Regions from separate parts of the Homo sapiens genome. Here regions 2 and 3 are each linked to region 1. A link is a contact called in ENCODE Hi-C or POLR2A ChIA-PET data. All regions are on one chromosome and are shown on one strand. Each heading gives the region's core, a stretch centred on a gene start or an enhancer-like site at or near the end of the contact. The rest is flanking DNA. Distances are from core to core; before and after follow the strand shown. Region 1 overlaps PTPRG (protein tyrosine phosphatase receptor type G). Region 2 overlaps FHIT (fragile histidine triad diadenosine triphosphatase). Region 3 overlaps LOC105377114 (a long non-coding RNA gene).

What was found. Hi-C counts contacts between places; a loop is a spot of excess contacts on that map. ChIA-PET counts read pairs that join two places held with the same protein, here RNA polymerase II (POLR2A). Pooled maps may share reads with other maps.
Region 2: a map with no recorded cell type shows a loop between it and region 1 (4-fold over the local background). The contact joins two enhancer-like sites. A Hi-C loop is called at or near these places in 1 of 37 single-sample maps with no recorded cell type and 2 of 50 pooled maps.
Region 3: a loop to region 1 is called in a pooled map, with 9 times the contacts of the local background. The contact joins two enhancer-like sites. A Hi-C loop is called at or near these places in 7 of 37 single-sample maps with no recorded cell type and 4 of 50 pooled maps. POLR2A ChIA-PET finds 5 or more read pairs at or near these places in 1 of 52 experiments (WTC11).

The regions. Positions count from the first base shown.
Region 1 is chr3:61,893,770-61,896,502 of GRCh38, forward strand. The region is part of intron 2 of PTPRG (protein tyrosine phosphatase receptor type G); the gene reads left to right. Among named protein-coding and RNA genes, the nearest start is that of PTPRG, 330 kb to the left of the region's middle. Within about 2 kb of position 1,347, at least 16 of the 41 ENCODE cell types and tissues checked have a DNase peak (open chromatin) inside an H3K27ac peak, as active enhancers do.
Region 2 is chr3:61,238,728-61,241,460 of GRCh38, forward strand. All of the region lies in intron 1 of FHIT (fragile histidine triad diadenosine triphosphatase), which reads right to left. Among named protein-coding and RNA genes, the nearest start is that of FHIT, 11 kb to the right of the region's middle. Within about 2 kb of position 1,341, at least 2 of the 41 ENCODE cell types and tissues checked have a DNase peak (open chromatin) inside an H3K27ac peak, as active enhancers do.
Region 3 is chr3:61,357,217-61,359,949 of GRCh38, forward strand. The region is part of intron 3 of LOC105377114 (a long non-coding RNA gene); the gene reads right to left. Among named protein-coding and RNA genes, the nearest start is that of FHIT, 110 kb to the left of the region's middle. Within about 2 kb of position 1,380, at least 2 of the 41 ENCODE cell types and tissues checked have a DNase peak (open chromatin) inside an H3K27ac peak, as active enhancers do.

The DNA.
Region 1 (2,733 bases), core at 97-2,596:
TTGAGCGGGGGCATCCAGTTGGTATGGTTAGGGAACTTTTAAGAGAAACATTTCGTTTATGCAAACAACTCTTAAAGGATGTATCTTTCAAACATTTCTTTGGTGCTGGTCAGGTCACTTACTACTGGGCTAATAGGAGTGGTGGTTTCCTCCTTGTTAAAGTTGTCTGTTACCTGAGAGTATTTGGGACTGATAGAGAAGCTGGTGGTGGGGGTGTTATTTGCAGAGAAAGCAGCTGGCACTAAGTTTACAGGCTAATTAGAAATGGTCACGCCTCTAATCCCAGCACTGTGAGAGGCTGAGGTGGGCAGATCACTTGAGGTCAGGAGTTCAAGACCAGTCTGGTCAACATGGCAAAACCCCGTCTCTACTAAAAATGCAAAAATCAGCTGGGTGTAGTGGTGCGTGCCTGTAATCCCAGCTACTGGGAGCTGAGGCGAAAGAATTGCTTGAACCTGGAAGGTGGAGGCTGCAGTGAGCCAAGATTGTGCCACTTCACTCCAGCCCGGGCAACAGAGCAAGACTCTGTGTCAAAAAAAAAAAAAAAAAAAAAAAAAAAAAAAAAGGTCAGCTTTTATCTTATCTGGTGCTGGAGGAGTTGGAAACTATTTAAAAGAGTAACCAAATTTAATCTGAAAAAGATGGTTTACTCTGTTGGCAGCTGAGAAATAAAAAGACTGGAGTAAAAATTGGAAAGAGTTCATTAGTAATAACAAAACATTTATTTTTGGGATCCATGCTATGGTTTTTGACAGTCATCTCTTATTTATTTTCATTTTTCTAACAGCTCTTAGGGTGAAGAACAGTCATTAATTCCCCTTTACAGATAATAGAGACTTACTAAAGGTAATCGCCTAACTTAATGTCACCCAGATATTAGATATTAAGTGTCAAAACTGTGATTTCAACTTGGGCTTTATGGCTCCAGCAATGAGGCTCTTAAAACATGGTCACAAAGAAAACCTTCTTCCTTGGGATGAATCAGATTTGAGAAGATCAAGGGAGTAACAGCTACCTTTGCCCTTGGAGATCAGATCCACTTAGTAGCTCTAAGTTATTAATCTTGCTTTTATTTTTTTTTTTAATTGTATGTTAGCGATCCTTTTGTTAAATGCAATGCTAGCATCCCTCTCTGTCAGGAGTTTGAATCTCAGCACCATTGATATTTGGGGCCCCATAAGTCTTTGTTGTAGGAGGGTATCTTGTACATTGTGGAATGGTTAGCAGTATCTCTGGGCCCTCTGCCCCCATAGCTGTGACAACCAGTGTCTCCAGATGGACGTCGTTAAACATCCCCTAGGGGCAGAATGGATCCCTGATGAGAATCACTCCTCAGCAGGAAGAAGACAGCAGTAAATTATAAACAGGTAAGTGTTCTAACAGGGCTTCTGAAACTCATGCGTATGAGTCACTTCATAGCTTGTCACAGTGGTTTTTTCAAGCATTACTCTGACTTAGTTGGTCTGGCTGGGAGCCAAGGGATCTGGAAAGTGATTGATGCAGGGTGTTTCTTGGACCGTACTTTTAGGGGAAGTAGCCACAAAGAGCTGAACCTCACACCCTTTCATGTAAACTTCCTGCTTAGCAACAGAATAGAGTACCTTCATGGTTATTAAAATGCTTTTCTCCTTGTCTTTTTATTTTTTCTTAGATCTGCTGGCCTATCTTGCTAGTGATTAAGTTTACAGTTCAGCTAATCATTTGCTCCAGGTTTCCGAGCTTGTAAAATCGCATGCTGTGCATATAAATGTATAGGATTTTGACCTTAGAAACTGAGGAGCAATTATCCACATGTCTTAAGACAGAGTAGGCCACCTTTTGACTTTGAAAGTATCACCAGGAGGGCATTTTATTTTTGAAAGTCAAGTTTTGTGTTTCGAAATATGTTTGTTGGGCTTCTTGGTAGCAGTTTAAGTTTTATTGTGATTAGGGGCTGAAACAAGTGATAAAAAATGAAGTTTCCTATTTAGTGATGTGATGTCACCTGTTGCTGCAGATGAGAGTTGGTTCTCTTTAAAAATTTGAAAGTGATACCATTTATATTTCAGGATTCTCACCATGTAATTTCTCTCTTCTGGCTATCAACCTGCACTTTTTAAATTTAAATTTTTATTCAGATTGTAGGTTCACATACAGTTGTAAAAAATAATACAGAGATATCACTTATATACTTTGCCTAGTTTCCCCAAAGGTAGCATTCTGGTAAAACTATGGTATATCACAGGATATTGATATGGATATAGTCCACTGATCTTCTTCAGATTTCCTGATTTTAATTTATACTTATTATGTGCATTATGTAGGTGTGTGCATGTGTGTATAAATTCTATATAATTTTGTCATTTGCGTAGGTTCATGTATCCACTATCCCAGTCAAGATACTGAACAGTTCCAATACCATAAGGATCCCTCATGTTTCCCTTTTATAACCACGCCTACCTCCTCCCTCCTCCCATCTCTAACTCCTAGAAACCTCTAATCTGTCTTCATTTCTAAAGCTTTTGTCACTTCAAAAATGTTACATAAGTGGAATCATACAATATTTAATCTTTGCAGATTGCTTTTCTTTCACTTGGAATAATTCTCGGGAACTCATCCATTTTGTGTATATCAGTGTTTGTTCTGTTTTATTGTTGAGTAATATGCCAAGGTGTAGATGTGCCACAGTTTAACCTTTCACTTATTGAAGGATATCTGGACTGATTCCAGTTTTTGGCTATTACAGATAAAGCT
Region 2 (2,733 bases), core at 91-2,590, 660 kb before region 1:
TCTTGAAGCCATGATTCTAACATATAAAAATTATGTATCTCCTCTTCTTTCCACCAATTAAAAGATCCCAAACTGTCAGTCCCTTTCATTGTATTCATCTGCCTCACTACTGCTAGGGCTTTGTTCTTGATTTTCACTGCCATTTGGCAGAGAAGTCAAATCAGGAGGGATATGGATGTGATACCGCATTAGGGGGCAGAAGTGGGTATCGCAGATGCTCTGATCAGAACCTAGTGAAGGAAATGAGAAGGAATTGGGTTATACAAATGGAACCTAGGGTCCAGAGAGTGTATTAACAGGTAACAAATTAGCCTGTGGAGATAGTAGGCATTAGGGAAGCATCAGCCAGGACTGTAACTCATGTTCTGGCCAAAGGGAGGGGAAAAAAAAAGTCTAGAAGTAGTGGAGAAGCAGATGAGTGGAAGAGAGGTCTAGACAGCAAACAGCATGGATCCAACCACAATACTGAGATCCAGGGACAGGAGCATTACCCATGGGAAAAAAATCCAAATTCCATACTTTGACTTCAAGGCCCTGTATGGCCTGGGCCCTATCTATACAGCCAATTTCATCTGATGTCAGTCTCCCTTTCCCTCTCTATGGTTCAGCCACAGGGGCCTTCTTTTCTCCCTTTGATGGTGTTAAGCTCTTTCCCACCTTAAGGCCTTGGTATAGGCTATTCCTTCTGCCTGGGACCCCATTCTATTAATACCAGCTCTTCATATGGCCAGCTCCCTCTCATCCTTTACTTAGGTCTCTGCTTAATTCTCAGCTCTTTCTGTCTGGCCATTTTATCTCAATAGGTTACTCATCCCTCTTTCTATCACAGTATCTTATAATCTTCCTTCTTGTACTTGACATATTATTATTACAGGTGTTTGCCTATGTGTTATCTGTCCCCTTCACTAGACTCCATGAGGGCAGTGCTGATATTTTATATAGATCATCCCATTTAATTCATAACAATCTACGAAGTGGGTACTATTATGTCCATTTTACAAAGAGAAATAAAACTGCAAAGAAAAACAACTGGCCATATATATATATATATATATATACACAAATTCTAAACAATACTACTCATTACATTAAAACAGAATGGCAACTTAGTAGAAGCCACAAAAATCTGAAATCTTTTTATTTCAAGTGTAGCCCATGGACCAGCAACATATATATCACCTGGCAGCTTGTTGGAAATGCAAACACTTCTGGCCTCACCAGGGCCCTTGCATATAGTTCCAGCAGTCCTCAACCCACAGGAGTTGGACCCAGCTGTTCCATCTGCAACAGGAAGCCAAACACAGCTAACACCTCTAGGCCAGGGAAACCTTGGCCTGTTGCCTTGTGGAAGTTCAAGAGGCTAGAGGAAGCCTTAGTTTAGAGGAAGCTTTATCCCTGCTCAGAGGAGCCAAGAGAGGGCCTCAGCTGTAGATTTTTCTGAAGCTTCTTGGCCTTGTTTTTATCCACCAGGCTGGCAGAACCCAGCAAATGGGATTTCAAACTACAGTGGCTACCTGTTTTGCTGTATCCCTAGTGTCACATCCCTCTTCTGAAGGTATCAGCAGCTCTCGTTAACCAGGGCCTTTCTGTGTGTACAGCCCTGCAAGCTTTGCACAGCACAACTCCAGCAGGCACCAGTCACATATACTCTGGTATGAATGGTGGCCTCTGATGCTAAGAATGTGGCAGCCCTGGCCCACTTCCTCTGGGTGAATCTCTCCTCTCCCAGGGTGGGCATTTGCTCCACACCTGGCCACTCACAGTACCCCTCCAACTGGCTATAGAAACAATTCCAAGTGGTAGGCATATGGCCCAAGCTAGAACTCCTTCAATCTGCTGTAAATTTTGAGGTATTATGGGCAAATAGATATATTTCAGCCCATACAATTGAGTCTCTCTAAACTTGATGGAAAAAATCTGGGATCTTTAAGGTAACATGTTATATCTGATTATTAAGATGGGAATTTAAGGTACCTTGCCTTCTAATGGAAATTTATGTAGCCAATTACAGTGCCCCCTTCTTTACATAATTTTAACCCATTGGGATTGCTTTCTAACCAGTGGTTCTTGGCCCTGGCTACAAGTTAGAATCACTAGAGCATGTCTCGTCCAGATCAATTAAATTGGGAAAGGTTGGTGGCACAGGCCTTGGTACCTCAATTTCAGCTGCGCTAGACTCTGACTACTCATCTATGTAAGGCGTCCCAAAGTGGCATATGGTGTGCTACATAGTCTATGCTTCCAGGCAGGCCAACAAAGTGGTAGACTACATCCAGTGAAAATCAGACCTGCCACTTTCTGATGATGTAGTAACTGACAGGCAGAGACTAATTTTACTTACACAAGTGGCTGTAAAACAAAATATTCCCCTCTCTCTCCACCCCACCATTTTTTGTTGTTCTACCTCTCCCACACTCTCTGCATTTGTTTTACCTCCCTCTTGCCTCTCCTGCTCTCCCTTGGATTTCTTGCCAGGGTCATTCCTAGAAGAGATTGAACTGGAATCGCTAGTGCTCCAGGACTGAAACAATCTTACTCTAAGCAGGTTCCAACCCTTCCCTCCACCTGTCCTCAGGGCTCCAAACGCATAGGTAAACTTGTGCTTCTGGGCACAGCTTAAACATCTACTGACAAAACCAAGCAGGTACCGTCCTTCAGTTAATGTGGAGTCCAAAGGCAGCAGTGAGTTTTGTGTTTTGCTTTGTTTTTTCAAAACTAAGATGTGGGAAGAAG
Region 3 (2,733 bases), core at 130-2,629, 540 kb before region 1:
ATATTTCTATAAAAATATTTTATAACTCAGCTTTGTTAGTATACTTCTCTCAATGGTATAGGAAGTTAGCTCTACACCGTATGAAGGAGTTTATGTACAAGACAAATGAAGCTATGTCTACTCTCTAAAGTGAATAACTTCTTTGATTGACAGTTTTTTCCTAATTAGCACAGCAAACTATAGCTGACCGTACTAGTGTCGGAAGCCCAGCACAATAAATTATCCTTCAATTGTCATTCAAAACAAAGTTCAAGAAAGAACTAAACATCAGGCAGCAGGGAAAAAACACACAGAGTACGCATGGTTTATTAATAATGTACGAGGATGGCCAGCACAGTACTTGAATGAGATGGGGGTGACAAAAGTCAATTAAAATCTTGAGACGGTTTTTTTGAGATATGGAATATTAATTAGAGAAAGCAACTGCAGAATTGCCTGGCAGAACCAGGCACACATTTGAAATCTTGTTTGTAGTTCAAGAAGCCATTTTTTAAAGAGTCCTTGAGAGACTGAAAAGATGCATCTAGAAAAAAAGCAATTAAAATAATTCGGAGCTGGAAGACGTTAGGTCAACTTGGCATGTGTAATGCAAAAGGATACAGTGGTCAGCACGGCGCTGCAGGAAACCTACTAGGACAGCTACTTCCGTGGGACTCTTTAGTGTTTTTATTTATATTTTTTTCTGACAAAGACCACTTTAAAAACACAAATGGGAGAAAGGCAGTTACAAGTGTGTAGTGTTGTGAACTATTATGAATCGCCTATTTCAAGCATAAGTGAAAGAAAAGCCATTTCTGCTCTGGTTAAACAAATCATATTTGTCTACAATAGGATTAGAGATGCAACAGACTGGAGAGTTTGGCTCTGTTTCTGGGACAGGGGAGATATCCATCTACCCTGAAAAAAAAAAATAACTAACATCTTTTGAGAGCCTTGTGTACCAGACACTATATAGTATGCTTTCTAATGGTTTATTTCCTACAGAAAGTATGCTACATGAAGGCAGGGAAATTTGCTGGTTTTGAACTATCATATCCTCCATGGCTGGCACATAGTAGGCACTCAACAAATATTTTACCAATGAAGGGTGCTTCTCTAATGGTTGGATTTGTTATGCCTGTTTTCCTCTTATAATGAAATATGATAAAAATTGGGGTTTACTTCCTCTTAGTGTTCATGCTCTTGTGCCCTTGAGGGCAAACTAGACCTAGTGGCCCACTTCTAATGAATAAAATATATGAAAATGATGGAATGTCACCACTGAGATTAGGTTAAAAAATGACTGGGAGTTCTGCCTGGCTGTCTGTTGCTCTCCCACTTGCTCTTTCTGATGGAAGCCAGCTGCCCTATGAAGAGGCTCATGTGCCAGGAAACTGAAAGAGGCCTCTGGCCAACAGCCAGTGAGGAACTGAGAGTCTCAGTCTGACGGCCCATGAGGAACTGGACCCTGACAACAACCATGCGAGAGAGGTCAGAAGACTCTCCAGCCCCAGTTGAACCTTGAGATTACTACAGCCCTGGCCATGTAATCTTGTGAGAGATCCTAAGCCAGAATTACCCATCCAATCTGTTCCTAGATTTCAGACACACAGAAACTATGAGATAATAAATATTTGTTGTTTTAAACTGCTAAACTTGAGGGTAATTTGTCATACAGCCAGAGATAACTAATATATACATCTACGTAAAAGTGTTTATTTTTAAGTTGTTGGGGTATTCTTTTTTCAAATGGCATTGTAATTTTCTACTTTCTGCTCTTACAGCATGTACTAGTGTTTTTCAAAAAATAACCCTGGTTTGGCAGTGTGGTAACAGCTGCTTCTTCCATGTCTAATGGATGGCAGTAACGTTTCAACTGAAAATTTATTTTCTCATTCTAAAGTGTTACCTTAGCATATTGACAGTAGGAGCCTTACACAGTTCCAGGAAAATCATAATTAAGTCAAAGTTCTAAAAAATACTTTAAAATCCATTAGATTTATTCAACACAGCATTCTACATGTCATAATGACACTAAGTGCTAAAATTAATCTCTAGACACCTTCCTATTGAAGTTAAATGGGCTCTCTTTATCTAGTTCCTTCTACAGCTCATGACATCTATATGTTGGGTTTTTATAATATATAGTAGCCAGACAAATAGCCATACAAATGAGTCCTGTGAATTCACACTAATTCATCATTTTGATCAAAACACAGTTAACCACTGGTTATCTGGCCCCCAAATTCCAGTGATATCTATACATTATACCTTATTTTTGCACTACCAATGTATAAACTCTTAAATTCTGTAAGATACATCTAATGCTATCGTGCAGCCAAAATAACTTATTCTTTGAAAGTTGAAGGGTCTTATGAGTTACCATTATGTATAGCAAGTATTATTCTAATCAATTAATGTGGACTTCTTATCATGTAGCTTTATCCTGGCCCTTTTTCTTGTCTTCCCCTAGACTGTAGGTCTTCTGTTCTACCACTGAAGAGGACCTGACATACAATGAATACTCAGATATATATATCTAATAAACTAATACATAAATTCTATGCTTGTTTTTTCATTCAAAGATACTTTAGCATGGTCCTAGCCCTCAAAGATGGATAAAGGAGAGGAAGAAATACACACATAATCATAATGGAAGACAGTAATAGTAATCATAATTACTTAAGAAAGTATGTCAAATGATACTGGGTATTTATTTTTAAATATGCAGATCCCTGGGCCCCAGCCTTCAAC